Regions from separate parts of the Homo sapiens genome. Here region 2 is linked to region 1. Evidence: read pairs that join two places in POLR2A ChIA-PET (ENCODE). Cell type or tissue: HCT116. All regions are shown on one strand. Each heading gives the region's core, and the rest is flanking DNA. Links, peaks and the distances in the headings are about the cores only.

Region 1 (15,137 bases), core at 7,503-10,002:
CTACTCTCTACTAAAGTTCTGTGTACTATGTTACATGTATATTATACTTCAATAAAACATTTTAAAAGTCAATAGAATTTTAAAACAATGTCTTTTCTAAAAGATCTTTTAATTTTTGGCCAGGAGCGGTGGCTCACGCCTGTAATCCCAGCACTTTGGGAGGCCGAGGCAGGAGGATCACCTGAGGTCGGGAGTTCGAGACCAGCCTGACCAACATGGAGAAACCCCATCTCCACTAAAAATACAAAAATAGCCGGGCGTGGTGGCACATGCCTGTAATCCCAGCTACTCGGGAGGCTGAGGCAGGAGAATCACTTGAACCTGGGAGGCGGAGGTTGCGGTGAGCCGAGATCGCGCCATTGCACTCCAGCCTGGGCAACAAAGAGCGAAACTCCGTCTCAAAAAAAAAAAAAAAACTTTTAATTTTCTTTCTAGTTTCATTTGTGTTATCCATTTTGGGAGAACGTGGCCATCTGAGTTGCTCTTGTCTTTTCAAAACCAAGGGGAGCTAGGAGGCTGTCAAAAGTAGGAAAGATCTAAACATAGCAACTGCTATTGTGTCCAAACCTTTTATAAGAAAGTGACGTGTCTATAGAATCACCCAAGGCCATTCATATAAACAGTGAGCTTGGCTGAGTCCTGAGATTACAGGAGGGATGGGAAGGGAAAAGAGTATGAGTCGTATGAGTCTAATGTGATGCACAGGGTCATAGTACTCTGGGTTATTTTAGGATGTAGCTTAGGAGAGCAACAAGCTCAGCTTCTATTGAAATCTAGTATTTATTAAGGTTGAACAGTTTTAAGTTTCCAGGGACAATAATTCTGCCCCGACAATCACGCTGCATTTAGTCTTAAGTTGGAGAATGGAGCGAAAGGAACATATCTGCTCTATGCCACATCCAGAGCGAAAAGATTATGAGCTCCCCAATGTACTTTGGGAACAATTTCATTTCGTCTAAGCTTTCCCCTTCTTTTCCCTTTGCTTCTTTGGTTTTGCTTTTTCCATTTATCCTTTGAGGATCAAACTAAAATTACAGCTAGATGCCATTTAGCTTGGCCTTGTGCGGGTCTAGCAGAGACTGAGGGAGAATGAACACTGCAAAAGCATGGTGCTGGGTCTCTAATAAAATGTCTCTCTGTTTGCCCACATGGGCATCAAGCCTTAGCAAATAGAAGCAGAGAACAATACTACCTGTTCATGGAGGAATAGTAATGGTTTCAGTCCTCCAAAACAATGAGCTCTGTAATTTACTCCATCTTCCTCCTGAGAAAGAGCTTCACATGGCCTGCACCGTGCCAGGTGGTTTGGAGAAAGACGAACTGCTCGGCCTAACAAGGGGCACTTCAGCAACGGGTGTAAAGATACAACAGCTGGTCTGGTCTGGGCTAGTCTCCCAGTGACATGGCCCCAGCCAGCCTTTCCACACCAAGATAAGGATCACTATCCTATTCAACCTCAACAATTCCCACACCCCAGGCAATAAGATTTTCCAGCACTACCCGAGATGTAGGAGGCCTCGACATGGTACATCCACCCGTTCACCAAGAGTTGTACATCCACTCAGGCACCAGGAGTTAGGGTTTGGGCTTGTTCTCTAACCAAGTCCCGCACCTAAAGCACTTTCTGGGAGCAAGACTTACTATGCTGTCCATCAAAAGGAAGAAGGAGGGACAAATGGGCAGCATGCCAAAAAGAACAATTGCAGCCTCAAGTTAAAGACATGTCAGTCTTGGAAACAGTTAGGAGTGGAGAAGGGTAAAATCAAGAGTCACACTTTCCCCCAAAAGACACACATAAGAAGGTTGGCGGCACAACTGCAGAAGTAATCAAGAAAAGAAAATATATATATATATATATATATATATAAATATATTTTAGACAGAGTCTCACTCTTGTCACCCAGGCTGGAGTGCAGTGGCGTGATCTCGGCTCACCGCAACCTCCGCCTCCCGGGTTCAAGTGATTCTCCTGCCTCAGCCTCCTGATTAACTGGGATTACAGGCACCCACCACCACACTGAGCTAACTTTTACATTTTTTAGTAGAGATGGGGTTTCACCATGTTGGCCAGGCTGGTCTCGAACTCCTGACCTCAAGTGATCCGCCCGCCTCAGCCTCCCAAAGTGCTGGGATTACAGGCATGAGCCACCTCACCCAGCCTCAAATATTTTTAAAATAAGTTGCTGTGGCCTGAAAATGAGTACAGAAACACTAGGAATGCACCAAATAAAAATGTCTGCTGACTCATGCTTTTCACTGGCGGAATAATTCCGTTTACCTGGGGCAAACAGCTATCTGGAAGTCTTATCAAGGAAGATGCAGAACTGAGATGACAGAGCTACAAAGATGCATTGTGGCTGCAGCTACCTAAGACCACACACACACACACACACACACACACACACACACACACACACACACATATACACACACACAGACAAGTTATCTGCAAGGGCTCTTGCCCAGAAAAGAAGTCATGGAATAACACAAATGATCTAACAAACCAACATCAACTCACAAAAAAAGAAGGCTCTCCAGCTAGACCTCAACACTACAGCAAACGGTTTCAAGAGAATCCCTTCAAAGGGTTAAGCCAGAACACTCAAGAAGTTTTGGTACCATTAGTTACACCATGAGGTACATCCATCCCAGCAAGGCCAGGCAGACAGACGAAAATCGTATTAGTCTGCTCTCCCTCCTCTACTGCATTCTGCTGGCATCAGTTCAGCTCCGAGTCTATATTAGTCCATGATTTGTTTAGCCTTCGGATTTAAGAGAATGGAAGTACTACGTGAGCAGGAAACAGGACACTCATCAGAAGCTGGGATCTGTCGCCTTTCCCTTCCAGCACATTTAGTGTCATACATAGACAGGTCCAAGAGAAATCAACATTTCAGGATGATCAGGTCCAAAGAGATATTCTTAGCACCACTTAACATGATTTTGATCCACCAGAAACAACCCTCTGGCTGTTGCACGGCCTCCTCTCCCACCTCTCCCCTTAAGCCTTCCCATTCACATTGTGCCACCCCGTTTTACTCCCAATTCAAGATCCCTCCCTAAGCAAAGAAAAACAGTAGTCAAGCTGGGGTCTGTGTGCCCATTATGCCCGGTCAAGAAACTCTTAACAATAAGCACAGCCTTCTCTTTCTTTCCATATCTCTAAATCATTTCAGCAGCATTTCTCCTGCTTCTCTCTCCTTTGCTCCCCTTCTCCCCCAGTGATTCAACCCCCCCCCACCACCACCACCACCACCATCACCACCACCACCATCACCACCACCACCACCATCACCACCACCACCACCACCATCATCATCATCATCATCATCATCATTATCTCAGTTGGGGGAAGGGGCGGAGAATAAAACACACAAGAGACCTACATATAGACAATTCAAGCTTCAGAATCTCTTGCGTTTCCTACCTGAACTGCAATCTGGTGTTCAATCGTTTTGTACGCAGAGTAATGTGTGCTGCCGGACTGAAAATGGAGCTGTAGAAAGAAACCAAATCAAAGCGTTCTGCTTATGTCACAAACTACAAGAAAACATCTTAAGCAGTTTATGAATAGCAGACAAACCTTCCTAGATTGAACTGCAGCCTTGGCATTCAATCAAGACCTGTGTACTTTCATTTGTTGCTATGGATAAGATGATCATAACAATCTAAGGTAAAGTTTTTTTGTTTTTGTTTTTGTTTTTGTTTTTTAAGCACCTATTCAATAAGCATACAGGGAAGATGGGGGCCACGAGTGAGAATCAATGACATGAAAAGGAAAGACGGATGCCCATTAAGACATAAAGGAAGCCAGTGTGCTGAGCGGGATGCTGAAGAAAAATGAACTGTGCGCTGCAAAAAGTCATCAGAATTGCAACATGTAGGCAAGAGGAAGGATTAGGAGAGAAAAGATTATGAGAAGCCACAAGACTGCAACAAGTACAAGCACCCCATCCCCATATTTCTAATAACTGGGCCCCAACTCTCCAATGCAATTCTATTTCTGGGAAAACAAATGTGTCAGACAGAATTCAGGGGCCACCCGATGCCTTACACATTCTTTCATGATGACTAAGCTGTCCATCCCAGGCCATCTCTGTCGCCTGCACTCTAGTAATCCACACTTCCCCAAAGAGAGGGCCAAACACTGCCAGAAAGCCGCCAATTTTCTAAGGGAGGACCACCTATTAGATGGCAACTGAGTGAATGTAAGTCACTGATTGGCTCAGACCCTCCCCAAGGTCTAAGTCTATCCTCAGCCTTTCCCTCTGAAGTCCTAGAGACCACCCATCAATGAAGCAGGTATCCCGAAATAGGAAGAGCAAGATTGTTCACCCAATTCTCATCTTCCCAAGTAATACTTGCTAATCTTGGGATCCCATCAATTGGGAAAACAAACACCATCTGCTGATTTACTTTATAAACAATACAATAATCACTGAAGGATCTCAACAATTATCTGAAAATGCATTTTAATTTGCCAAATAGGAACTACTAATGAGGAATCAGATGACCCTGTGAAATTGATGTCCATTTCCCCTCCTTGCAACAGGCAAATCAACTGCATTTCCAAAAATGGATCTGTAGTATTATAATAAACTACCGTTACTACTCCTGTGCTATTACTACTACCAGAACACGTCTGTGTTACTAGCACAAAGTGTAATTTAGGCTGCGAGTTTCAGATCCAGATAATTTGTATCTTGCTCCCTGGAAGAAAAACAATTCAGTCCACACAGTTTTAAAAAATAAATAAAAGTGGAAAAAATCACATAAGAACTTTTGAACTAACTCAAAATAAACACAAGGGTAGTAATCCCATAAAAAAAATAGTCTAAATCCATGTTGTTCATGGGCTAAGTCTATAAATATCCATTTTAGGATGCAGTGGGCTCTGAGATCATTTTATCTGTTCCAAATAAACAAATAGAAAACATTACATATATATTTATATATAGATATAATGTAAGTCTGCTTGCCCCAAACAGAATATTAATCAAAATTAAAAGGAGACACAATGAAGTAGGTGGGAAAAAAACCCTATACCTGTCAAAGGAGAGTAATGAACCACATTGCCCTAAAACAACAGAAGATCTGTCCCCCACACACAGCCCCCCACACATACTCAGAAGCAGTATCTGAAGTGAACCGCTGGCAGGGCGCAGTGGCTCACGCCTGTAATCCCAGCACTTTGGGGGGCTGAGGCGGGCAGATCACCTGAGGTCAGAGGTTTGAGACCACCCTGGCCAACATGGTGAAACCCCGTCTCTACCAAGAATACAAAAATTAGCCAGGCGTGGTGGCGGGCGCCTATAGTCCCAGCTACTCAGGAGGCTGAGGCAGGAAAATTGCTTGGACCCAGGAGGCAGAAGTTGCAGTGAGCCAAGACCTTATCGCTGCACTCCAGCCTAGGCGGTAAGAGTGAGACTCCATCTCAAAAATAAAAAATAAAAATAAATAAGTAAAGTGACCTGCTGAAAAACAAAGATGACTTTGCACCCTTTGTCCCTATCTCCTTTGTGTAAAAACTGCCAGTCAGTAAACGGAGATTGCACTAATTACTGTGACAATTCTGCATCATGTTAAAACAACTTCTGTGCCTGGGACAGGTTTCTCTGCGAGCCTGGAATTCTTGGCCAGAAAGTAGCTCTTGTCTGAGGAGGGTTCTCCTTCAAAGCAGAGTAGGCAACACTAACAACTTGTCCCTCTCTTTTCAGTTGGTTTTATTCTCTTCTTTTCCAATCGCCTGATTCAGATCTTAATGGAAACTTGTCCAAGCTTCTCTTCCCACAATCCCTGCAGAGCCCCTAGGCAATCTGTACACAGGGTTACCATAGGAATCTTATATTGTCAATTAAAATTGAGTGGACACCTGATAACTAAGGATATGTTGTTGAAAAAAATTCATATAGTCACAATCTTATGAATAAATTAATCAAACTGTGGTTAATCCAAATTCAATTTTCACTTGTCCAGTTCTGTTCTTAATCCTTGCCTTCATCATCACCCAAATAACACCAACAATCCTAGAGAGAATGCTGTAATTGAAACAATAAAAATGCAGCTGCAAGTTCCTTAAGACTCTAGCAGAGAAACCAACATATAGGACAAAGTTAATTTTACCTTCTCTCTCTCTCTCTCACACACACACACACACATACACGCACACGCGAGCGCCCACAGACACCCATACTCCCTTCTAATGCCCCCCACCCCACCCCCCAGCCACGTAACTTCCCTCACGTGCCCAGCGACACAGAAAACCTCACCCAGCTCACAAACACACCCAGCACAAGCAGCTTATTCTGTGTCTAAGTCAGATCTTTCTTCCCAGCCAGCAACCATTGCGCTGGAGAGATTTCCAAGCTCACTTCCTCCAGCTACTGCAACAAGGACTTAAAATTTTTATTTCTCCTTTGGGTTTCCACCCTCTCTCTCTTTTCCCAACACACTTTTCTTTCGAAAATGCATACTTTCACTGCTTTTTCCTTCCCTGTAAAACATAAAGATGTCTTGTTCATTATAATCTAATTTTTTTAAGGCACAGATAAAAAATACAAACACCCAGTAAACTCCTGGCATTCTAAACTGGAACAATCATTTCTCTCTCCAGAAGCTAGAAGGAAGAATAAAAGATGGTAGGCCATTTGTGTGCTTTGGAATATGAGGTGAGACTGCGAAGTCCAGGACAAGATGACTAAGGCACATCTGAGTTTAAAAACCAGGTTCTGGCCGGGCACGATGGCTCACGCCTGTAATCCCAGCGCTTTGGAAGGCCGAGGTTGGGGGGGGGGGGGTCACCTGAGGTCGGGAGTTCGAGACCAGCCTGACCAACATGGTGAAACCCCGTCTCTACTAAAAAATACAAAAATTAGCCGGGCGTGGTGGCGCATTCCTGTAATCCCAGCTATGAGGGAGGCTGAGGCAGGAGAATCGCTTGAACCCGGGAGGGGGAGGTTGCGGTGAGCGAGATCTAGGCATTGCACTCCAGCCTGGGCAACAAGAGCAAAACTCCGTCTCAAAAAATAATAATAAAATAAAATAAAAACCAGGTTCCCAGGCTGGGCGCAATGGCTCGCGCCTGTAATCCCAGCATTTTGGGAGGCCGAGGAGGCCGGATCATCTGAGGACAGGAGTTCCAGACCAGCCTGGCCAAGATGGCGAAACACCATCTCCACTAAAAATACAAAAATAAAATTAGCCCAGCATGGTGGTGTGCGCCTATAATCCCAGCTACTCGGGAGGCTGAGGCAGGAGAATTGCTTGAGCCGGGAAGGCAGAGGCTACAGTGAGCCAAGATCGCACCACTGCACTCCGGCCTGGAAAACAAGAGCGAAACTCCATCTCAAAAAAAAAAAAACAGGTTCCCATCTGCCTCATCTCTTGGGACTGTCCTGCACCAGTCACCAGGAGTGCTCCAAGACCACTCCACATCATTTCCTCATCCGGCAAACATGGCTGCTCTCACCTGGCTGTGCCTCACACCTTCAAAATGGCACTTCCCTGCCTGGAGTACCCAGGGAGTCACCAGATGAGAACTCCAGCGTATTTTCCATTTCATTGCTTCCCATGAAGCTCTCAACAAAAATCAGTGACCAAGCCCATCCCCCATTCTACTACCCACAAATGCCTCAGCCCTCACTTGTCCAGAGGAAGAACGGTGAAGACTCGGCAGTTCTCAGCACAGGCTTGCAAAATTCTTCAGCAATGTAAAGACCAACATTTTAAGATTAACCCCTTCCCTTATTATCATCATATCTAGATTCTTCATCTTATTTCTAATCACTACTGGGCTCTAAATTTGATGTTTCTGATATGCAAAACATCAGAGATACCCAGACATGGAATGGGAAACAGCTTTTTTCAACCACAGGAATCTCCTCCTCAAAGACAATTAAAACAATTGAAATCCTCTGTTGGTTTTTCCAGCACTAAGCTAACTTCTAACATGATGCACATTAATTTTTGATGCCTATTCGTCCTGCTAAATTGGGAAGAGGTGGAACATTTACTTTATTTTCAGTTTTATGAATCACCTGGCTTTCTCTTATCTATATTAAAAAAAAAAACAGATCATTTCCTAGGAGGTGTTAGTTTTTTTGGTCCACTTTCCTCTCTACCCTGTAGCTGCTACCATGAGCCACTTGAAATCTAATTTCCATGTAATTACCTTAAGAAACAAAATACTTTTTTTTAGTATACCTAAGACCTTTTCTTAGGTCATTAGTCATTTGAGCAACCACAGGCCATTATAAGCCCAGCTTCCCCTACCCCACTGCCCCCAGTCCTGTGTTGAGAGCCTTTTACATTTAATGGGAAATAAACTTTTGACCAAGACTTTGGGTGACTGCCTGCCCTTATAAAAAGTACCAAGGGGGGCCTCTGACTTCAAGAGAAAAGGCAAAACCAGCATTGCCTGGTACTTGAGCTTAAACATTCCTGCAGAGATCTAGACACTGAACATTTGTACCATCCCTAAACAATAACTTAACGACAGCATCCCCTTTCACTTCCTGGCATTCTGCCTCAGAAATTCTGCTGCAACAAAATGCATGCCTTTAGACACAAGAACAATCTCTCCTACTGTCTCAATGTTCCATCAAATGTCTATTTACCCTCATTAATTTTTCTTTTCCTCAACCTGAAACCATCAGCTATGAGTCAGAGAACGATCATTAACTTTTACAGCTTCTATACGTATCCACCTACTCACATTTGGGGAAAGAAGTATTGACTTGCAACATTGCCTGAGACCAAAATTCTCTAAGAAGAAAAAAAGGGGAAAAAGTCGCTTCAAGAAAGTTTTATCTGTAGGTCTGCGGGGAAATGCTATGTTCATCGTTTCTCCACTTTGTGCTGCAAAGTCTCGCAAAAAAAAAAAGTTGAGCTTGAACTTCTTTATGGTGATGGGCATTTCTGGGTTGATTTTTGAGAAAAACTAGATGATTTTCTTTCAACGTCAAAACATAATTAAAGCTCTTAAACTGTCTGGGGGAAAAAATAAAGTGAATCAAGTTTCCTGCTCTTGTACAAAACATATTTCTAGCATATAGAAAAACACGTGGGCTGAAGTGCTGAGACATGTTCCTAACACAGCATTTTTCATTAAAAGTTGCTACACTAAAACTCTTAAAATGATGCCCCATCATTACTCCACTTAGCAGTCGCAGTGCTGCAACTCATAACGAATTAATTTGCATTAATGTGGGTTTCATGTGTCCTTCCCTGGGTATGCCATTGTGATTCAGGCTTAATAAAACTGACACGACAACAACATAGTGCCTTTTATTTCACTTTCCAAAACAAACCAACCCACCCAAAGACCCACACAAATCCTCTCAATTTTTTAAGCATTTTACTAATATATTTTAGTACATCATAATTGGCCCAGCACGAAGGAATCTAGTTATCTTCTCAGTAAATATTTATAGCGTCACTCTTTCCCATTCATTCTGCATTTTCTTAGAGAATCTCACTGTAGCCTACATCTGCAATTCATTGACTTTACAATTTACCACATGTTGGGATGGGAGAGGTCTTAGCTCCATTTGAATCACTACACAAATATGCAAGTGATTTATCGGTTTCAAGCTGAAGACTGCAAGAGAGGGACTCCACTTTTCCTGAACATTACTTCTTCTGGCAGACCATGAACAATTACAGTGCGTACTAATTAAGCTCTGTAAATGTGCTGTGCCCTGCTAATGCCTACCAGGCCTCAAATTTATTTTCATGATGCCAAACTTTAGGGAGCAATTTTAACTCCTTCAGGGCTGATGCCACTCCTGGCCATTCCTTCCTCCGTAGACCGACCTGGTTGGGGCTACTGCATGACAAAAAGAATAAAATATAACAGGTCGAATTACTAGCCCGAAATCAGATGTGCCTAAGGAGAAAAAACCTATCTTGGGAAAAGCAAAGAACACCTCGGCTGATAACCCGTTCAAAGATCCCACAGCCCCTTCTTTGTAATGAGCTGTTTAGGGATTCATATCTATCCCTGAGGGCTAGTAAGTTTCTGCATGCCATTGATTAGAAAAGAAAACCTTTCGGCCTGGGTCTTTAAGTTTGGGTTGGATGGAAGGAAGGATCCAGTCAGAAATGAGAGCCATCATCTCTCCTGGCCTGGCAAACACCTTTGAATCTCACTTCCTCCTTATACCGCGTAGTCAGTTTGTAATACACCAGAACAGCCCACTTTTTCAACATAAATTAAAATCAGCAGGACAACTGGCCTTCTCTCTCACACTCCAGTCTCCACCACAGATAATGCCTCACCCTCAGATGCTTACACAGTAACTGATAGGAAACACATCTGTGGCTAGGTAGAACACCCTGGGTAATGAAGGGATCGCAGCCCATCTTTGCTGAGCAAAGCAATATCCCTTTTTAATAGCCCAGCCCAGGGTACTCCCACGCCCCTCCATAAGGAAACTTCCAATCTCCAATTTCAATTCCCCCAAACCCAAATCTTTGTTCTCTTGTATTATACTTTTCTTATCTTTCTTAGGCATTTATTCTGTCTCCTCTGGCTACTTTTCTGTGCCTCCTCCCGCAGATACCAGTACATTTTTCACAAATAAGCAGCCCTCCCATCCCCAGTGTAAACCTGGATTTTTTTTCCCCTCACCTATTATATTCTTTTAGTCAACTCTCTTCACCTCATCTCACTTTTTTAAAAACTCTCACGTTAACTAGTTTAACTAGTGTACTATGTAATGTGTACATTTTCCCTTCCACTCAGGGGAACATCATATAAATTAAAGAGCCGTCTCCCATACCAGGTTTCTTTAAGTATTCCTGGGGAAAATGCACAATATAGGCAATGTAATCTCAAAAAAAAAAAAAAAAAAAAAAAAAAGGTGGGGGTGTTGGGGGGAATTAAGAAAAGAGAAAGAAAGGAAAAAGGGAGAAAAGAAAAGGGAAAAGATGCAAACACCTAGAGCAACTTTGCTTTTGAAAAAGGCATCTGTGCAGAGCCCCCACTGAATTTCCATTCCTGAAAGTGCTCTTTATAAATGTGTATAACAATAGCCTAGAGGAAACGTACAAGTCAGCTGCCAAAGGAGTGGTGGCGTCTGTCTCAGTAAACTCAAGATTGTAGAGGTGGGGGTCAGCGGAGAAGGGAGGGCAGCATTTGCATTAGGATACCACCACCTCCCCCCATCTCATTGCTTATAATTAGTGAGAGAAATCTGAGCTACTGCCAATGTCTGCGGACCTTGAATATTATAAGGCCAACGTGGCGTCAAATATCTTAACATTCATAAGTGTTATGGGCTGTAAATAAAGCCTGTGGATTTATGACCTGGTGGTGCGCTTGCCAGCAAAAAGACTGGGGCACATTTCTTTCAGCAGACCTGTCGAGGTGCGAGTTTGCCTTTGGTTGTAAAATTAACCATTTCCTTCACAAATGTGCTCAATTATAAGTCAGAGTTGAAGATTTACTTACATAGTTGCCAATATTCACTCCCAGAAGAAACTCAGATGCCCACATCACACACCCCTTTGAAAATAAGACCCTCAAGAATTTGGTTCAGCCTCCTTTTCCAAACTTTAAAATGTGTCACCTCAAAAGAATTATAAATGCAGTCAAAGATATTATCTAATGCCACTCACCAAGACTAAAAAGCTTACACTTACTTCCCTGGAAAGTGCTTATTTATTTGGCAACTCCAGCATTTAAAAAAAAAAAAAAAAAAAAAAAGGTAAATCACTCCTTGCCTGAAATCTCCTCCCTTCCCCCAATATAATGTCATCTACTTCCTGTGCAGGAGAGAGCATTTGCTAAATCCAGGTTGTCTCATACTTAACTGCCAATAAACCAACTTCCACATAACTTCCAGACAGCTGGGGGAAAGGTCCTCGGAGTTTTAGTCATGGTCCAGAAACACGCGTCCACACAAAAATTTGCAGCTGTCCTTTCTCTACAGTGCATTTTTAATGTGATTCAGGGGGGCCTGTTGTGAAACATCTGACAAAATGTAAAATCCTCTTAGATACCTTCTAGTTTACCCACTGCACGTGTGTAAGAGAAGTTGCACCAGGATTTCTCCACCGAGAAATCTAGGCACTTTTTGCACACAGCCAGGGGCACCTCGTGGGATGTAAGGAGGCATTCGAAACCTGGAAAGACTTCTACTGTAATCTTTAAAAGCACAGCCTCTGGTGCAACTATTAAAATGCTAGTTTTCTAAAGCAAATATTTTTTTCAATGGCGTGCAGAACTGCAGCGATCCAGCACGGCAAACAGAACAGCATTCTTGATCTGCAAGCCCCTGGAAACCTTCCGGTAACTTTTTCACAGCTTGCTAAGAAACAGAAAGCTGACCAACTTCCAGCAATGACTCTAAATGAAATCCCTATCAGTAAAATTAAAATCAAGGTGAAGAACTCCTAGCAAGAACGAGGATTGTTTTCCTCAAAAAACTCTTTCTCAATCAGACACAGAGGGCATCAGTCAAAGCTCCTTCCCTTAAACAGTCAAAAGTTTCCAAAAACACGTCTTCCAGATAAGCTCGTTAGGCTCCCAAATGCCTGAGTTTGTTTCTGGGATTTCAGAAAGTTTCAATATCAACAAAGTGGAAAGCGCTGGCATATTTAATTTATAATCATTAAAATATGACTTATTGGGTGAATGTTGAGCCTATAATCCATACTGCAGACATTAAACCCCAACCTATAAAGATTAGCATGGAATTAATACGGTTGCATTGAGATTGAAATCTAAACATGTTCGCCATAAATATTTCTGAAGGAGATGAAAAACAATTAGCATAAATACCAAAGAAGGGTAAGAACACCTGTTCTTTTTCAGGGCGATAAGCATTTTATTGTTCTCTATTTAAAATGTAATGACCTGTGTAATTACAGTAATATTACATTGTTATGTAGGGGCTTGGAATGTCACACTTTGAAAAGTGTTGTCAAAACAATCAGGGGTGAGGTGGGGGGGTGGGAGGACAACTGGGAAGGACCACCATTAACCCTTCACACTCCAAGGTCTAAATCTTTTGTATTAGAAAGGATTATGTTGTTTCAGTGAGGAAAAAACGTCCATTTTTCACAAGCCAGAAAGAGAAGTTGCCCGGCTAAATAAAATCCCAATGAATAGGCCCCTCTCGGTTTCCTTTAAATGCTGGATTCCAAGTTCAAAAATGAATTCAAGATGCAGCTTATTTATCTGTTCAACCTAGTAGCAAAGAGCTCGGTTGAAAAGCAAATAACTTTGGATAAGAGAAGATGCAAGGGCTCGAATAATCAAGTCCTTAAAAAGAAATTTCAAACCTAACTGGAATTTCAACCACCATATTCCTATTTCCACTTTGCCAGGAGGGAAAAAGAAATGTAAAACTACTTTTTCCAATCAACTTTAATAGGTTACAGTATTCTTATCTTTAATATACAAATGTTACCACAGTTCTAATATTTGCAGTTCTAACACTTCCCATCTACTTAACTAGACCTCTCCTTAATGCAGTTTTGTATCTGAATCTGTCTTTTTAAAAGCCATTCCTATTACTGAATCAAAGACTAAATTAATATTATGCAGAAATCTTTGTCATTTTAAAATAAAATTATTACTATCAAGCTTTATGGTGTCTTCAGCAATTAAAGCATTATTCTTGAGATAATGTATTATTCATCATAAGCCGATTTAATGATACTCTCTAATTCTTTACATTCTTAAATAAAAAAGCAGAAATCAGGGTTCCAGAGAGTTTGCTTTTTAAAGGATGCAGCTGCTTACAGGTACACCATAAGTAACAGAAAATGTAGCAAAAATCACCGCCACCAAGGAGCAAAGGGAAAATAATAAAGCATACAGCGAAATTTGTCTTTACACCTTGCCATTAAAAACACACCCTATAAAACACTAAGGATTTCAGAAGAGTATGGGAAGCCCGCTATCTTGCCTATGCATTCCTCCATTCCTCCCGCAGCTGTATCAAATCTGGATTGCAAGCTGGCCTTCTGATTGAAGACGTCAGGAATGACACACAACAGCCTACCATCCTCATTTCCACTGCTCTGCTGACCAGCCTAAATAAATAACTTTAATTTTGGAGCACATAATCTAACCCAGGTAACAGGGAGGAAGGACGAAGGGGCAGTGTACACAAAGATGTCTGCTGGTGTTTGACATGTAAGTACTAAAACTGCCTACTGAGTTCAGAAATGTGTTCTGAGACTCAATCTGATGTCACAGCACCAGGCCACCCGCTATGTCCACAATTAAAATAACTAGACGCCGTCTATTCCTATAATGCCCACAAAAGGGACCGATCATTGGGAGCCTTCCTTTTCTCACCGGGAAATCATTTATTTGCCTTTAGCAATTTCCCTGTTTGCTAATTACAAGACAACACAACTGCTCAAGTTTGAGAAGGGATGGCAAGATTGCCAGTATCAGACAGCGAGTTTAAAAAGAGTCAAGAAAGCTAGCAAGCCCGCCATCAAAGCTCAATATTCAGATGGTTAAGTGGATTTTAAAATAATACCAGGGAGGTTTCCATCGGAAGGGGGAGGGGAGGAGAGGCAGAAATTCTCAGGGATTCTTTGGAATGTTGCTTGGTCCGGTTTATTGGTAGGCGAACACTGCGATTCTGAGCCGAACGGTCCCGTTTAAGATGCCCCACAAGCTCCCAAGAAAAATACAAAGTAAGCGAACTGTGCTTCCCCTACAGCTGCAAGCCCAGAGCGCGGCCCCTGCAGCCTGGTGGAACTGGCCCTGGAGAAGGGGGTTGAGCCGAACCGCTCTCCCAGCTTCCCAAGCATGTCTGGGCGCCGGGCAGGGGGGGAATAATTATTTCTCTTCCCTAGCCATAAAAAAAATGACCGGTCTAGCATGCCCTTGCCATTTTGCCAGGGCCCAAAAAAGCAAGTCAAACCTGATAGTTAATATTTTAATGCTTAAAAACACTTGTAGATCTGATCGACTCCCGTCCGGCAAGCCCTCGGCCATTAGCACCGAATCCATGGCTGCTGAACAGTGGGTGCATTATTTCAAATTGCTATCTAGAGTTACCGAAAAAGAAAAAACAAAAGTCGTGTGTGTAAATAAGGGGTAGGGGACCAAACTGGAGAAGGTGTAAAATGACAATACCGGGAAGCCGGGCACAAATGCGTCTTGCGTC
Region 2 (15,137 bases), core at 6,474-8,973, 71 kb after region 1:
TTGGACTCAGACCAAGTGACATCACCAGCTTTCCTGATTCTCTAGCTTGCAGACAGCAGATTGTGGGACTTCTTGACTTCCATAATTATATGTGCCAAGTCCCACAATAAATCGCTTCCTCTATCTATCTATCTATCTATCTATCTATCTATCTATCTATCTATCTATCATCTATCTCTCTACCTATCTATCATCTCTCTAGCCATCCATTCATGTCTGTATCTCCTACTGGTTCTATTTCTCTGGAGAACCCTGACCAATAACACTTCAGAAATGCAAGGGATTGTTATGGATATCAAGGTATCCATTGCAGTGTGTTCCTGATAATAATGATGGTGGTGATGATACTGACAGCACAAACTCCAAGTTCTCAGGGTCAAGAACTGCTCCTTCTTTGTCACCCTCAACTCCTCCCCAAGACAAGCACAGAGAGGAGCTCAGGACACAATTCACACACACATTTGAACCAGTTCATGTAATGGATCAGCACCACCTCTATGGCTGCATACAAAGACAGACAAAAGCAAGGCAGACCTGCGCTGCCTTCCCAGGCAGAACTGTTCCTCCCCTATATGAGCATCTATTATTCTAGTCCCTCTGCTGACCGCCTGATTCCTTGTAGGTGCTCAATAAATGTGGTTGGATGAACGAAGCATATTACTATTACCAGTTCAGTTCTCTGCTACACACTTTCATAGTTCATTTCCTCTGTAGAAGAATTATTCATTCTTTTTTTAAATTTTTTTATTTTTTGGTCATTGTGATGATTTTAAAAATGGTCACCAATACTTTGATATTCCTTCCACCGAAATGTGGGGCTTTGTCCCCTCCTCTTGGACCTGGGCAGACTAGTGACTGCTTTGACCAATTGGGTACGAGATATAAATGAAACCTTGTGACTCTGCCCCTCATTCTCTCAGTGCTCCCTTTCAAAATGTGTCCCCTGGGGACACAGCCACTAGGCTGTGAGAAGCTGGGGCCACCTGGGGAGGCCACATGCAGTGCTCCACTGCACAGTCCCAGCTTAGCCTGACTCTCCACTCATCACAGTCCAGATGCCACATGCATGAGTGATGAAGCTCCAGGTGATTCCAGTTGATCCCACTTGTCCTCATCACCCCTAAGTTGCACATCTTCTAGCCGATTCCCGAAACATGTGGAACAGAGACAAGCCATGCCCTCTGGGCCTGTCTGAGCTCTTGACCATAGACTCTGTGAGCATAATAAGGTGATGGTGGTTTTCTAGGAGGAAGCTGTGGGTGATCTGCTGTGGTAACTGGAATCTCCTTAGCTTGCATGTCTGCTACTGAAGTGTCAGCTCTCTGAGGGCAGAGTGCAGGTCTGGTTTGCTCACTACTCCTTCAGGGATGGGACTAGGGTGGGGTCAACCGAGTGCCTATGGCACAAACTTTAAAAAGGTGCTCACCTTCAGGACTGTGGGAGTTCAGGGTGAGTGCCTGAGAGCCAGTGCCTCCTTAGATGCCGTGCCTTGGGTGCCCTTCCTGCCTCACCCTCTTTCTGGCCCTGATCCCTGGAGACCAGCAGAGTGCCTGGCCCATAGTAGGCACTCAATAAAGATTAAATGAATCAATTAGTGAAGGAATAAAAGAAACGGACCCTGAAATGATATCTTCCTTGAGGTGGTAATGAAAAGAAGCAGCACTAGACTTGGAATCAGAGGGAGATAAATTCAAATCTCAGTGTTGTGGCTTCCTCACCACAGAAACACGAGCAAGTTGCTTAGCTTCTCAGAGCCTTGCCAAACCCCAAAAACAAAGAGCCTCAATCCAACTCAACCAGAGCCCGAAATTCATCTTTTGGCGGTATGCATTTTTAACAGTTACCCCTCAACTGACACATCTTTTTCCCCCTTAATGGGGAAATTAGTGGCATTAATACTGTCCCAGGGGTTACTGTGAAGGGAAATAACATGTATGTAAAGTGCCTGGCGTGTGTGGGGAATCAACACACATCATTCCCCTCTGCCTCCCCACTCCCTTAAAGTAGGCAACTATTCAGCAATCTCACAAAACTCTGCTGGGTACAACATTCCAGAGCCAGGGGGAGTCACAGTTTGGAAAATCCTGAGTTTGCCCCCATAGGGAGTTTGTTTTCATTTGCTTGCTTTTTTTTTTTTTTTTCCCTTAGCAAAGAGGCAGTATATTGTAGTAATTAGAATCACAGGAATCAGAGACAGCTAGGTTTGGGTTAAATCATAGCCCTCTCTGACTAACTTATTATATAATCAGCCTAAAGTCATTTAAACTGAACCTCAGTTTCCTCATGTAACAGCTGCAAGTAAAAATACTAAAATCTCCATGGCTAAACACAATAGAAATTGAATTCATGATCATATTACAGCTCAATACAGGAGTACTCAGCAGGTGACCTCCTCTGGAAGGTGTCATGAACCCAAGCTCTTTGCATTTGGTGGCTCCACCATCCTCTAGACCTCAAGGTCATTAGCTGGATCCTCTACATCTACTGGCAGAACAGGAGCGAGGAGCTTTGCAGGGGAGGTTTTTATGGGCCTGGGTTGGAAATGGCACATGCTACTTCCCCTCGGATTCTACTGGGCAGAACCAGTCACATGGTTTCACCTAACCACAAGGGAATCTGGGAAGTGTGCTCTAGCTGGGTGCTCAGGAAGAAAAGGACGATGCATAACAGTCCTTGCCGTATCTCATCTGTTAAATGAAACAAATCCTGGAGACAACCAAGAGGGCTGTGGAGAGATTTAAATTAGACAAAATGTGCAGTATGCTAATGCAGATCCTGTCCCAGAATAAGTGCTCAATAATGGCAGCTATTCAGTTCATCATCCACGTGTGGGTCAGTACCATTGCTTATCTACTGTGGAGGACACTAGAACATGGAAGAAATACACCACCATAGTGTGCTACAGTGACTGTGCTTCTTGAAGCTAAGATATCTGATTATCAACACACATTGAGCAGACACAGTGCTTCATAGACTAGGGTCCTTGGGAGATGCAAATGAACAAACACTGATCCCTGGAATCATAAAGCTTGTTCTTACTCAGTGTGGCTGATGGACTTGGCCCCAATGCCTATAATGCAGGTAAAATATATTAAGCATCCAGAAGGAAATATGTCTTAATTTCAGCTAAAGGGATTAGGGAAGCCATTTGGAGAATGTGATATCTAAGTTACACCATGAAGGTTTCCAAAAGGTGAGATGGCAGGGAAAGGCTTTGTTAGGGAAGAGACCAATGAGAGAAAAACCATGGAGAGAAGATCAGAGACAGTTTGGGAAATGGCAAATAATTCAAATGGCAGCAACAGAGTGTGAGTGTGGGGACAAACAAAGTGGTTACAGGCCAGCAGGAACAGACATAGGCATGGAGATTTGCATGCTGTGATGAATGACACTGGCTTTATTCTATGGGCAATGGTGAGCCATGAAGAGTTTAGGGTTTCCAGCAGCATTATTTTGATTATGACACTGAGCAAACTTTTGCACAGCTATCAGAGTTGGTTAAGACAGGTATAGTATTTTTTGTTTTTTGTTTTTGAGATGGAGTCTCACTCTGTCACCCAGGCTGGAGTGCAGTGGCATGATCTTGGTTCATACAACCTCCACCTCCTGGGTTCAAGCGATTCTCCTGCCTCAGCCTCTCGAGTAACTGGGATTACAGGCGTGTACCATCTTGCCCAGCTAATTTTTGTATTTTTAGTACAGACGGTTTCCCCATGTTGGCCAGGCTGGTCTCAAACTCCCAACCTCAGGTGATCCACCTGCCTCAGCCTCCCAAAGTGCTGGGATTACAGGTGTGAGCCACTGTGCCTGGCCAGGTATGGTATTTTCATTTCACAGATGATGGAACTGAGACCAGAAACTGTCTAAGCAATATATATATTACAGAGTAAATAATTTTAGCTACAAAATCAGTGGGTTGGACTAGAAACTCTTTCATTTCCCCTTTGTATCAGTTAGGTTTTTATTCCACAATGCTGCATAACAAAAGGCTCCTAAGTCTCAGTTGCATACAACAAAAATGCATACATTTCCAGCTCGTGGTTATATGAGTTGGCTGAGGCAGCACTGTCTTAGGGTATGGATTGACTGGGCTTCATTTCAGACAGTAGGGTAGGTCGAGGTTTTCTCCCTGTGTCTCTTAACTTCCTTTAATGGTTTCTTAGGGCATGCTCTTTTCATGGCATATGGCAGAAAGAAAAGACAGCAAGCCAAATGCACAAACCCATTTCTGTCCTAAAAAAAAAAATTACAGTACCTGTCTTACCCAATTCTCTGACAGCTGAGCGAAAGTTTGCTCAATGTCATAATCACAGTAATGCTGCTGGAAACCCTAAACTGTTCATGGCTCACCATTGCCCACAGAATAAAGCCAGCGTCATTCATCACAGCATGCATATTTCCATGTCTATGTCTGTTCCTGCTAGCCCACAACTCCTGTCATGTCTGCATGGCCACATCAGCGGCCAAGCCCAATGTTTAGGGACAGAGAAGTTCTGTGCTCTGGTGAAGCAATGAGAGGGGGATTATAATGCTAAAGAAGGAAGGACTGGGATGATAATCTCATTGACCACACTCCTATTGCTAATGCTTAGTGATTCTAAGCGGGAGAGCCCGTTACAGCATGTGGCTCTGGAGTTGGTAGAAGTAATAGAAGTGATACAGAATGAACTGCTGTATATAAGTGGATATATGGCAGAATCCCAGCATATAAAAATTTAAGTTATAAGAAACTCAGCTACATGGCCACACACACACAGAACAATGTAAATGGTGTAGCACCTGGCATTTCCCTGGGAAAGCCTGTGTTCTGGAAGGGCCTCCCATAGGATGCACCTCTCAGCCATGGCTCCTACACTGAGGGTGGGAGCCAGCATTTTGTGGCCCTCACACACACACACAGGCGCAACTGAAGAAAGAGCAACCCTCACACACACAGGCTCAACTGAAGAAAGAGCAACCGTTTCCCTTGAGAAAAAAAGGAAAAATAGGTTGTGCTGGATTTGTTGCGATATGGCAGTACCACACCCTTTAAGGATGATTTCCGGGATTTTCAGGATGACTAGACCACTGTGGAAGGCTTGTTGTGTGATGGGGTCAGGGTATAAGTTGGCAGTTCATCACAAAAAAATCAGTTAAAATGGAGAAACTTTATAAAACAATTCATATGCATATACTCTAAATGCTTTTAAAAATTTAAACGTGGTGGCTGGGCATGGTGGTTTATGCCTGTAATCCTAGCACTTTGGGAGGCTGAGGCAAGCAGATCACTTGAAGCCAGGCATTCGAGACCAGCCTGGCCAACATGGTGAAACCCTGTCTCTACTAAGAATACAAAAATTAGCCGGGCATGGTGACGTGCCTGTAATCCCACCTACCTGGGGAGGCTGAGGCACGAGAATCGCTTGAACCCATGAGGCAGAGGTTGCAGTGAGCTGAGATCACGCCACTGCACTCCAGTCTGGGTGACAGAGCGAGACTCCATCTACAAAAACAAAACGAAACAAACAAAATTTAAACATGGTAAGTATACATTTTCTTTACCAATCTTTTGATGTAGAACCAAGGCTTTTCTTAAAGGAATGGGTTTGGTCTTTGGAGTTCCGGCTTCTCTTTCTTGCCTAAGCCAAATGCACATCATTTACAATTTCCAGTTGTGGTTTTCTTAAGGTGAAGCCAGATCTTAAAGACACCTGAAGAACAATCAGATTGCAAGCCTCTTTGGGAGTTTTATGTTTCTTCTCCTATCTTTTATTCTGTCTCACTTGCACTTAGTATTTTTCCTATCAACTTTATGGAGGAATAATTTACATATAATCAACTGCATCTAGTTACAACACATAATTCAATGTCATTAAACAGTTGGATACAGTCTTATACAGCTGTGAAACACAATCAAGCTACAATGCATTTCTATTACCCCCAAATAATTCCTTAATTTTAAGGATTTTTTTTTAGCAACTTGCCTTTATAATTCCAAAGTATGCTTTTAGTTTTCATAGATACCACTATGCTCTCTTTGCTTCTTCCTATTTCATTGGCTGCCATACTTTTCTGTTAAATTAGTTCATGGCAATGTCGTGGTATAAGCAGGTTTGGGTATACCCAAACCACTAATCTGGTGGGTTCATGGTAAACATTAAACTCAGCTGGGGAAGCAGAGGTGCATGGAAATACTAGAGAGTATGAAATGCACCAATCCTGAGCATTCAGATGGCTATGGACACGCATGCCCTAGGATGTTTTACAGAGGCCAGGAAGAGCAGCCAATGGATCAGAGTTAGTTAGTGGGGGCTGATTAGGGAGTCTCTACTCAGGGCTGCCACATACCATTGTCCAGTCTGTGCACTGCACAAAGTGCTGCCTAAGGGGACAAATGGCAATTAAATTCCTGCTAGAAGTACTCTTTCCAAGCCCTGCACTCTGCTGCAGTCTTCTGTCTAGAAGAGATACCTTTTTCTAATTTGTCTATCCAAAGGCGGTACCTTTTTCCAATTTGTGCCAAAGCCCTGTAGAGACTAGTGGCAGTTCCACGTTACTCCATCTGTGATGCTGACCTTAAAACTGGTTTTAGTACCTAGCCAGCAAATAAGACGAGGCTGCACTGAATCATCACGGTGAACCTCCATGAACCCAACACCACAATACACGGGGTACCTCGACATCACTCAATGTCCTCACAATGACCCATTGCAAATCCCAAGGACTGTTTAGGCTCAGGGAGCTTTTCCTTTTGAGTAGGTTGTCACTTTCCCCAGTCCAAGCCAGTACACTGCTTGATTTGGAGGACTCTCTGAAACCCTGACTTCCTTTTGATGGAGGCTACAAGCTCTGCAGTAAAGCCCTGCGGTCTCCCCAGTTAAATGTGATGGATGCTGGAGATCTGCAGGGCTCAGCACCAGGCCACATCTCCTCATCACAGCCCCACTGTCTTTTTTAGAGACAAGGTCTCACTCTGTTGCCCAGGCTGGAGTGCAGTGGTACAATCATAGCTCACTGTAACCTCAAACTCCTGGGCTCAAGCAATCTTCTCATCTCAGCTTCCAGAATATCTAGGACTACAGGCAGGTGCACACCACCAGTCCTGGTTCAATTTTTTTTGGAGACAGTCTTGCTATGTTGCTGGTAGTGGTCTCAAGCTCTTGGCCTCAGGTGATCCTCCCACCAGAGCCTCCCAAGGTGCTGGAATTAGAGGTGTGAGCCACTACATCAGGCCCCTATCGTCTTGATAAAAGGGCTGCACTCTCTTTTATGGTGGCTCGTCCTTTTCCTGCTCCCGAACTTCATTGTGTTGCCTACCTTTCTCATTGGCATTGTGGAGAAGAATAGAAGAAGGGCCAAAAATGTTGCCTCAATTGCCTGCGTTAGCTAGAATTTTTTCAGTTAAGTGATACAAACCCAATTCTTATTGCCTTATGCAGAAAAGGAGACATAATGATTGGCTCAGGTAATTGAGAGTCCCAATGTATACTTCAGGCACAGCTGTATCCAGGAGCTCAAGTGATGCTAGTAGGACTAGCATCCTAGGGCTGCTTTTTTTTTGGATTGGACTGAAACTTTAAACTTTTTTTTGTAAAGTGCAGAAAAACAAAAGGTGAAATCTTGTAAGAAAAGAGATGATTAACAAAAGGAAGGTAACTTGCCTTTTGATTTCTGAGAGAAGGTAGCAGTTGGGTGTTTCAAATGGCAGAGCTGATCTTTCCTGCTGACGCCAGTCTGTAACAGAGTAAGATATTTGGTTGCCATAAATGCAATTAACAATCCCAATTAATGTGTTTGTTTGAGTGGATTGAAGAGCTTAAACTGGGCCAGGTGCAGTGGCCCAGTGGTCCATGAAGAGAACCCACTTCTCTTCATGCCCCGGTTGCACTTTCCTCTGAATTGCTTCTTCTCAGGCAGGCTCTCTCTGCCTGGTGGCAAAGAGACCACCAGCAGTAGAAGGCTTGTACCTTTCTTGCTTAAAAACCCAGTGGGAAATCATACCATCTTTTCTGGTGACTGAAAAATAAATGGTGAGAGGAATCTGATTGGCCAAATTGGGTATTGTGCCTGCTGGTTTAGGGTCAGACCCATCCGAACTGCATGGACCCAATGGGATTATTATAGAATGGGGGACAGATTGTCCCTAAAGGAATGCTGTCAGAGAAAAAATAATTTTCAGTGACTTCACAGCACATGTCCACAGCACATGGACACACACACACACACACACACACACACACACACTATTTGACCAAGAGCAAGAGAGCACAGTTTAAATTTTTTTTTTTTTTCAGACAGGATCTTGCTGTCACCCAGGCTGGAGGGCAGTGGCTCAACCTTGACTCACTGCAGCCTTGACCTCCTGGGCTAAAGTCATCCTGCCACTTCAGCCTCCGGAGTAGCTGGGACTAGAGATGTGCCATCGCACCCAGCAAATTTTTGTATTTTTTTTGTAGAGACGGGTTCTCACTATGTTTCCCAGGCTGGCCTCAAGCTCCTAGGCTCAAGCAATCCGCCCATCTCAGCCTCCCAAAGTGCTGGGATTACAGGTGTGAGCCATTGCACCTGGTCCAGTTTAAACTCTTCAATCCACCCAAACATACACATTAATTGGGATTGTTAATTGCATTTACTGCAACCAAATATCTGACTCTGTTACAGACTGGCGTCAGCAGGCAAGATCAGCTCTGCCATTTGAAACACCCAACTGCTACCTTCTCTCAGAAATCAAAAGGCAAATTACCTTCCTTTTGTTAATCATCTCTTTTCTTACAAGATTTCACCTTTTGTTTTTCTGCACTTTACAAGGAGAAGGTGTGTTTTATGCTCTGTGTAGATCTTGGCAGTTAACAGAACCCTTTGATTTTTAAGTAAGAGTGAGTCCTGCGTGTGCAGAGAAGGCTCCAATAGGCTGGGGACGGTACCTTTAGGTTCATGCCTTCCCCCAGCGCTGGATCGGAAGGATTGGACTGAAACTTTAAACATTTTGAGCAATACCTAGAATATGTATAATTTATAAGCCACACACCGTTGGCTGTCAAATAGGCGATTGATCTGACTCGGATCTTGTTAATTATCTTCCACATACATTACGCCTTAACAGATCTTCAGTATACTGTGTATCAATATTAATAAGATTATAAAACACTATTGATAATTAGGAACAGAAAGAGACCAGGCCTTTGATTCTGGCTGTTACAAATGCCCCTGCCTCTCTCCAGATTAGAAAGCGGCCCCTTTCCATTTAATAATATCAGATGAGAACATCTATGTCCTAAAGTGGGTTATTAGGAGACAGCTAAGATTTGCACCAGGATGCAAGGGGCTATTTGAAAATGAATATGAGAGCAGCGCTGATGTGCGAGAGATTTGTGTTTCTTATCCACAGGAGGCCTGATGGGGTGGGTGGGGCTTAAGAGGGAGCTGTGCCCACTTTGATCAGCCAAATTCCTCATTTTCTTTGTCCAGGCAAATCAGATCAATTTGGTTTTGCAGGATATTCACCAGGCTGGCATTTTATCTTGATTTCCTCAATTGGATGAAAGGTGCCCCTTTGGGAAGACAGAGAAAGGGGCTGGTGAGATGCAAGGCGGATTTCAAGCCTGTCTCATTTTGGATGGCATTTTATTTTCTATTTTTCCTCTTTGGAAAAGCCTCGTCTTTCATGTTTTTGTTGGGTTCACAAACTCATTAACATCAAACAGGCAGATCTGCCACTAACTAGGAAAACGCAAGCAATTTCGCATATAAATAGAAAGCCTTGAAGCTCGGGGCTGGGGCCAGGCCTTCTTCCTGGGGGTCTCTCACCTGGCTGAGGAGGGGGCAGAGGAGGAGGAGGAGGAGGGGAGGGAGCAAAAGGACACACTAAGGACCTTTCAAAGGCCAGTCTTAATGTGTTTGAGCAGAGATCAGTGGCTTCCAGGTCTTGGTGTGCACAAGAATTACTAGGGGATGTTTATCAATCATATTTGTATTTGATACAAATTCAAAGGCATTCTGTGTGTTTAGTAAACTTCCTTCAGTGGTTCTAAAACTAAATCTGATTTTTAGTCCATCTAGTTTTAACATTTATGATTCTTTCAGTTGCAAATGATCAAAGCCTCTAACCAAACTGTTTTAATAAAGAATGGCAAACTGCTGGGTCTTGTCACCGTCCAGGAGATGCAGGAGATATCTGGCTTCTGATGGAGCGAGAGCCACAGCTCAGACCATAGTTCCATTTCTTAGCTCCCATTGTCTGGCTTAGCCTCAGGCTGACTCTATCATCAGGCTGCTATAGCTCCCTACTTCACAGCCTCCATCACTGGGGAAGACAGCATACCTCTTCTATAAACTTCCATGGAGGAGATGAGCTTCTCTTTCCTAGAAGGTGCTAGAAGCTGGCTGTCACATCTCTGACTCTGGGTTGTTACCTGCAGATACCTGAACCAGACATTATGGGTGGGGACAGGTGAAACGTATTGGCTTAAAGACCTGGAGCTGTGGGTGAATTCAGCTTACCCTAACTATACAGTCACAGTGGAGGAGAGAAGCATTCCAGACTTTAGACCTGCTTCCCAGAAGGAGGGAAAATGGAGCCTGGAAAGCAAAGCACAGAGTTCCACCATCCACATCTTCCAAGTGACATTGGCACGCCCTGCAAAAGCCCTTGTGTCTGGTCTGCTCGAATACTTGCAGTCTCAGAGAGCTCACTGCTTGCCCCCCTCAGTCTCTTTAATCTCCAAACAGTGTCCCAGAACAAGCCATTTGGGTTCCATCTTAAAGATGGTTGAGACATCATTAAAAATGTTCCTTCCTCCATATATCAACTTTAGGCATTCAGCACTTGGTACCTGGCTGTCATCATTACATCCTCTGATAACCCCATCTGGGCACACTCATTTATTAGGAGCCACAGAAAGAAGGTATGTGTCTCTACATGTTCTGTGAATTTGTCCTTGTGGACAAGTCTTAAGGACCACTTGTGGCCACCATTGTCAAGAAACAATCTTTCAGCATTTCAGCAATCAAAGTGATTCACATCAAGTAATAATAAGCAACCTATCGTGTCCTAGCCTCAGAGATATGTTTATTTATTATTTGTTTTCTCCCCTAAAAAGATTTCAGGTGATTTAAAAAAATACAAATATGATTGAGAAAATAAAACACAGATAATGACATGGGCACAAGAGAGAAACAGGATACAATAATAAGAGAATGTAGTAGCAAAATTTGCATGTTGTACGAACTGGCAGTATTACTGAAGGTAGTCTTAAATTTGAATTTCCTGGTGTATTAGTCTGTTCTTACGTTGCTAATAAAGACATACCCAAGACTCAGTAATTTATAAAGGAAAGAGGCTTAATTGACTCACAGTTCCACATGGCTGGGGAGGCCTCACAATTATGGTGGAAGGTGAATGCAGAGGAGCAAAGTCACATCTTACATGGTGGCAGGCAAGAGAGCTTATTTAGGGGAACTCCCATGTATAAAACCATCAGATCTCATGAGACTTATTCACTATCACAAGAACAGTATGAGAGAAACCGCCCCCATGAGTCAATGATCTCCACCTGGCCCCACCCTTGACACGTGGGGATTATCACAATTGGAGGTAAGATTTGGGTGGGGACACAGCCAAACTATATCACCTGGTAATCAAAGCAAAGAGGTAACCGTGCTAAGTTACAAAATTTGCATTGTCATGAAGAAGTATCAGTTAAGCACTTAGGTGGCGCAAGACTAAATCCTGGCTCTCCTTCATCCTAGCTTTGTGGCTGTGGGTACCATATTATCCATCTTTCAGCCTCAGTTTTCTCAATGAAAAAATGGGGTTAATATTCTATGAATGTATACTGATGTCAATAAATAAGTAAGCAAAAAGGAGAGGAGAAAACCTCTTCCTTACAGAATTCCAGTTTTCAATGGAGAAAGAAATATGGAAATAGAGAATCAGCATTTGGCAAACACCCCAGTCATGATTGTTTTCAAGAAAGGATCACTGATAGATGTTAAAATTAGTGGGAAAAGTATGATGACAAAGAGGATATTTACATAGTCTCAAAGAATTTCCCCACAAGATACTTATCAGTTACAAAGGGGAAAAGAGTAACTTTATAGTGAAGAAAGGTGGTGTATACCACCTTCATCAAGTGATCAAAGTTGACATTCCCAGTAATGACATCATTGTATATTGACATCATGTACCTCCTGATATGATGCACTGAAAAAGGCACAGCATTTCTTTTGTGGTATTCTTGCCAAAAATGCATAACCTGATTCTAATCCTGAAGAAACATCAGACAAATCCAAGGAAGGGACATTCTATAAATCACTAACTGGCCAATACTCTTCAAAAGTGTTAAAGACAAACTACCTCAGATGAAAGCAAACTGGAGACATGTCAGCTGAATGCAACATGAAACCCTGGATTCTGGACCAGAAAAAGTCCAGCAGTGGTATAATTGGTGAAATTTGAATGAGATTAGCTATTATTAGATATAGTTAGTTATTAGTTCCATAGAGTTAAGTATTGCCTTGGTGTTAATTTTCTGATTTTGACTATTTTATTGTGGTTGTGCAAGATGTTAACATTTGGGCAGGGGCTGGGTAAAGGATATATGGGAATTTTTGCACTAATTTTGCAATATTAGTATTGCAGAAGAATTGCAAAATTAGTACAGAATGAAAAGTTTAAGGCTGGGTGTGGTGGCTCACACTAGCACTTTGGGAGGCAGAGGCGGGCAGATCACTTGAGGTCAGGAGGTCGAGACCAGCTTGGCCAACATAATGAAACCCCATCTCTACTAAAAATACAGAAATTACCCAGGCATGGTTGTGTGCACCTGTAACCCCAGCTACTTGGGAGCCTGAGGGAGGAGAATCACTTGAACCTGGAAGGCAGAGGTTTCAGTGAGCCGAGATTGCATCACTGCACTCTAGCCTGGGCAACAGAGCGAGACTTTGATTAAAAAAAAAAAAGTTAAAAAAAACTTAAGAGAGGTTAGTAATAGATAGTGTTGCATAGGGTTGGGAGAGAGCAGAGATCTCAGTCCACACTCACTCTTGTTAATGTTATTATCTGTAATACACGAGGGTGAATTATCCATGGTTACACCCCAAAGGAGCTAGTGAGGATGACTGGTGGGCATGCAAACAAACAGGACATAATTATAAGTGTTAACAGAGGTCAAAACAAAATACTTTAGACCCTTTACTTGAGCTCAGGTGGGAGGCATACCATTAGGGCAAAGTTGTTTTACTCCAGATCAGAGGGCCAGAGCTGCACTCAGATTTTACATCACTCCATTCCTCACCAGCAAATCTCTCAGCTGGGCTGAAACCAGCACTTCGGGACAAGTGAATTATTTTATACTGAAGGAGGAGCATGATGGGAAAAATTCAGGCCACAGGTAGGGAATGTGTTAGTGGCAGGTCACATCCTGGACTTGCATGTCTTCACCTCCCAATTCCTGAGTGTGGTTTCCAGGGTTGTATGGGACAGGTGTCTGAGAACTGTGCCTCACTCTGCAGGTAGAATCCCAAGAATGAAGAGATGAGTGAGTGAGAGTATGACCATAAACACCTTTTACATTCATGGCCTTTACTAGGGCCAGGGCTGGAGATTTGTGCTTGGTGGAGGAGGAACTGGGAAGAGAAGCAGAGAGAGGTGAGGCTGGTGTGGGTGTTTTGACAGGGTGAGAAGGCAACAAACTCCACCTTGATCAACCCCTGAAGGCTGAAGGAGAAAGCTGGAATTCTAGGAGCTACTGGCGGGAAGAGAGAGCTAGTTTGATGAGTTGGAATCCTTCATTCATTGGAACAAGACCCCAGTTAAGGAAATTTTGATTCACTAGAGCTTATAAATGATGGCAAGCTTGGGCAGTGTCCCAGGTAATCTGTGAGGCCAGCTGCATAGTGATCATGAAGCCTCAGAAATGTGTACAGAATTTGGGGGCATTTTCTCTCCAAGGGAAAGGGTTCATGGTTTTAAGCTAATTCTCTAAGGGCTATGAGACTCCCTGTCCCCAGAATGTTAGGAAGCAGTAACTATATTAGTGGGAAAAAGGCCAAAACTTAATCCAACTGGTCAACTGTGACGGAAGCTTCTTACACAGTTTACTTGAAACACTGTACTTTTTATAGTTAAACCTACAGGACAGCCCAGAACCCAAACAGTTAAAGGATTTGGGGGAAATGTTTTGATGGATAGTGGGACAATAACACAGAATGCTTAAGATCTTACAAAATACAATCCCACTCTGATGACAGAGACTATGTATTGCTTGCGTCCCTCAAACACAATCAAGCGGGTCCTCTGCTCACTTACTTGTGCCGTACAAGCTTGCATAGAGTTCTCCTTGTCACCCCACTCCCTACTACTGAAACTTATCTTGCCCGGGTCACAAATTATCTTCATATTGCCAAATCCAAAGGAAACTTCTTGTCCTTGTTTTGCTTGACATGTTGATATCATCAGATACTATTGTACTTGCTTCCTATTTCTCAAACTATTCTTCTCTTGTCTATTGGTTAGAATAATTCCATTTAAAAATAACAAAAAGGGCTGGGCACAGTGGCTCACTCCTGTAATCCCAGCACTTTGGGAGGCCAAGGCAGGCAGATCACAAGGTCAAGAGTTTGGGACCAGCCTGGCCAATATGTGAAACCCCGTCCCTACTAAAAATACAAAAATTAGCCAGGCATGGTGGTGGGTGCCTGTAATCTCAGCTACTCGGGAGGCTGAGGCAGGAGAATTGCTTGAACACGGGAGGTGGAGTTTGCAGTGAGCCAAGATCGTGCCACTGCACTCCAGCCTGGGCGACAGAGCAAGGCTCCATTTCAAAAATAAATAAATAAATAAATAAATATAAAAATAACAAAAAGTTCAGCACAAGCTGGCTTAAACAAAGATTTATCAGCTCATGCATCGTCAAAAGATCAATGGTTAGTAAGCTTCAGGTATAGTTTGATCAGGGCTCAGGCTCTGCAATTCTTCAATCTTTGTCCCCTTCTGAGGTATCGGCTTTGTCCTCAGTCAAATTTCCCACATAGTTGTAAGATGGCTGCCGACACAGCTTTTTAGGTCACATCCATAGGAACAAAGAGTTTTTATCTTTGCTCTAATTGGATCATCCCAAAACAATTGCTGTGGAAATGCCATGTGCTGTTTGGCTTAA

Evidence for each region. Peaks named below come from ENCODE experiments on the same cell type or tissue, not always from the same donor. Only the 100,000 strongest peaks of a DNase experiment are listed, where the experiment ranks them.
Region 2: POLR2A ChIA-PET joins it to region 1 with 5 read pairs; 5 of 35 experiments call an interaction of 5 or more read pairs at or near these places.

The regions. Positions count from the first base shown.
Region 1 is chr10:112,952,915-112,968,051 of GRCh38, reverse strand. It overlaps TCF7L2 (transcription factor 7 like 2), which reads right to left. Exons shown (of 15, transcript NM_001367943.1): 4 at 3,428-3,496. Among named protein-coding and RNA genes, the nearest start is that of TCF7L2, 10 kb to the right of the region's middle. RefSeq lists a silencer at 2,648-2,942 and enhancers at 3,928-4,222, 4,730-5,230, 9,918-10,552. In HCT116, for the core only: no CTCF peak of the experiment used is centred there; DNase peaks (open chromatin) are centred at 8,571 and 9,560; H3K4me3 peaks cover 1,831 bases; H3K27ac peaks cover 2,500 bases.
Region 2 is chr10:112,881,311-112,896,447 of GRCh38, reverse strand. LINC02935 (long intergenic non-protein coding RNA 2935) reads right to left here and starts at 5,416. Exons shown (of 3, transcript XR_001747706.2): 1 at 5,376-5,416. In HCT116, for the core only: no CTCF peak of the experiment used is centred there; no DNase peak of the experiment used is centred there.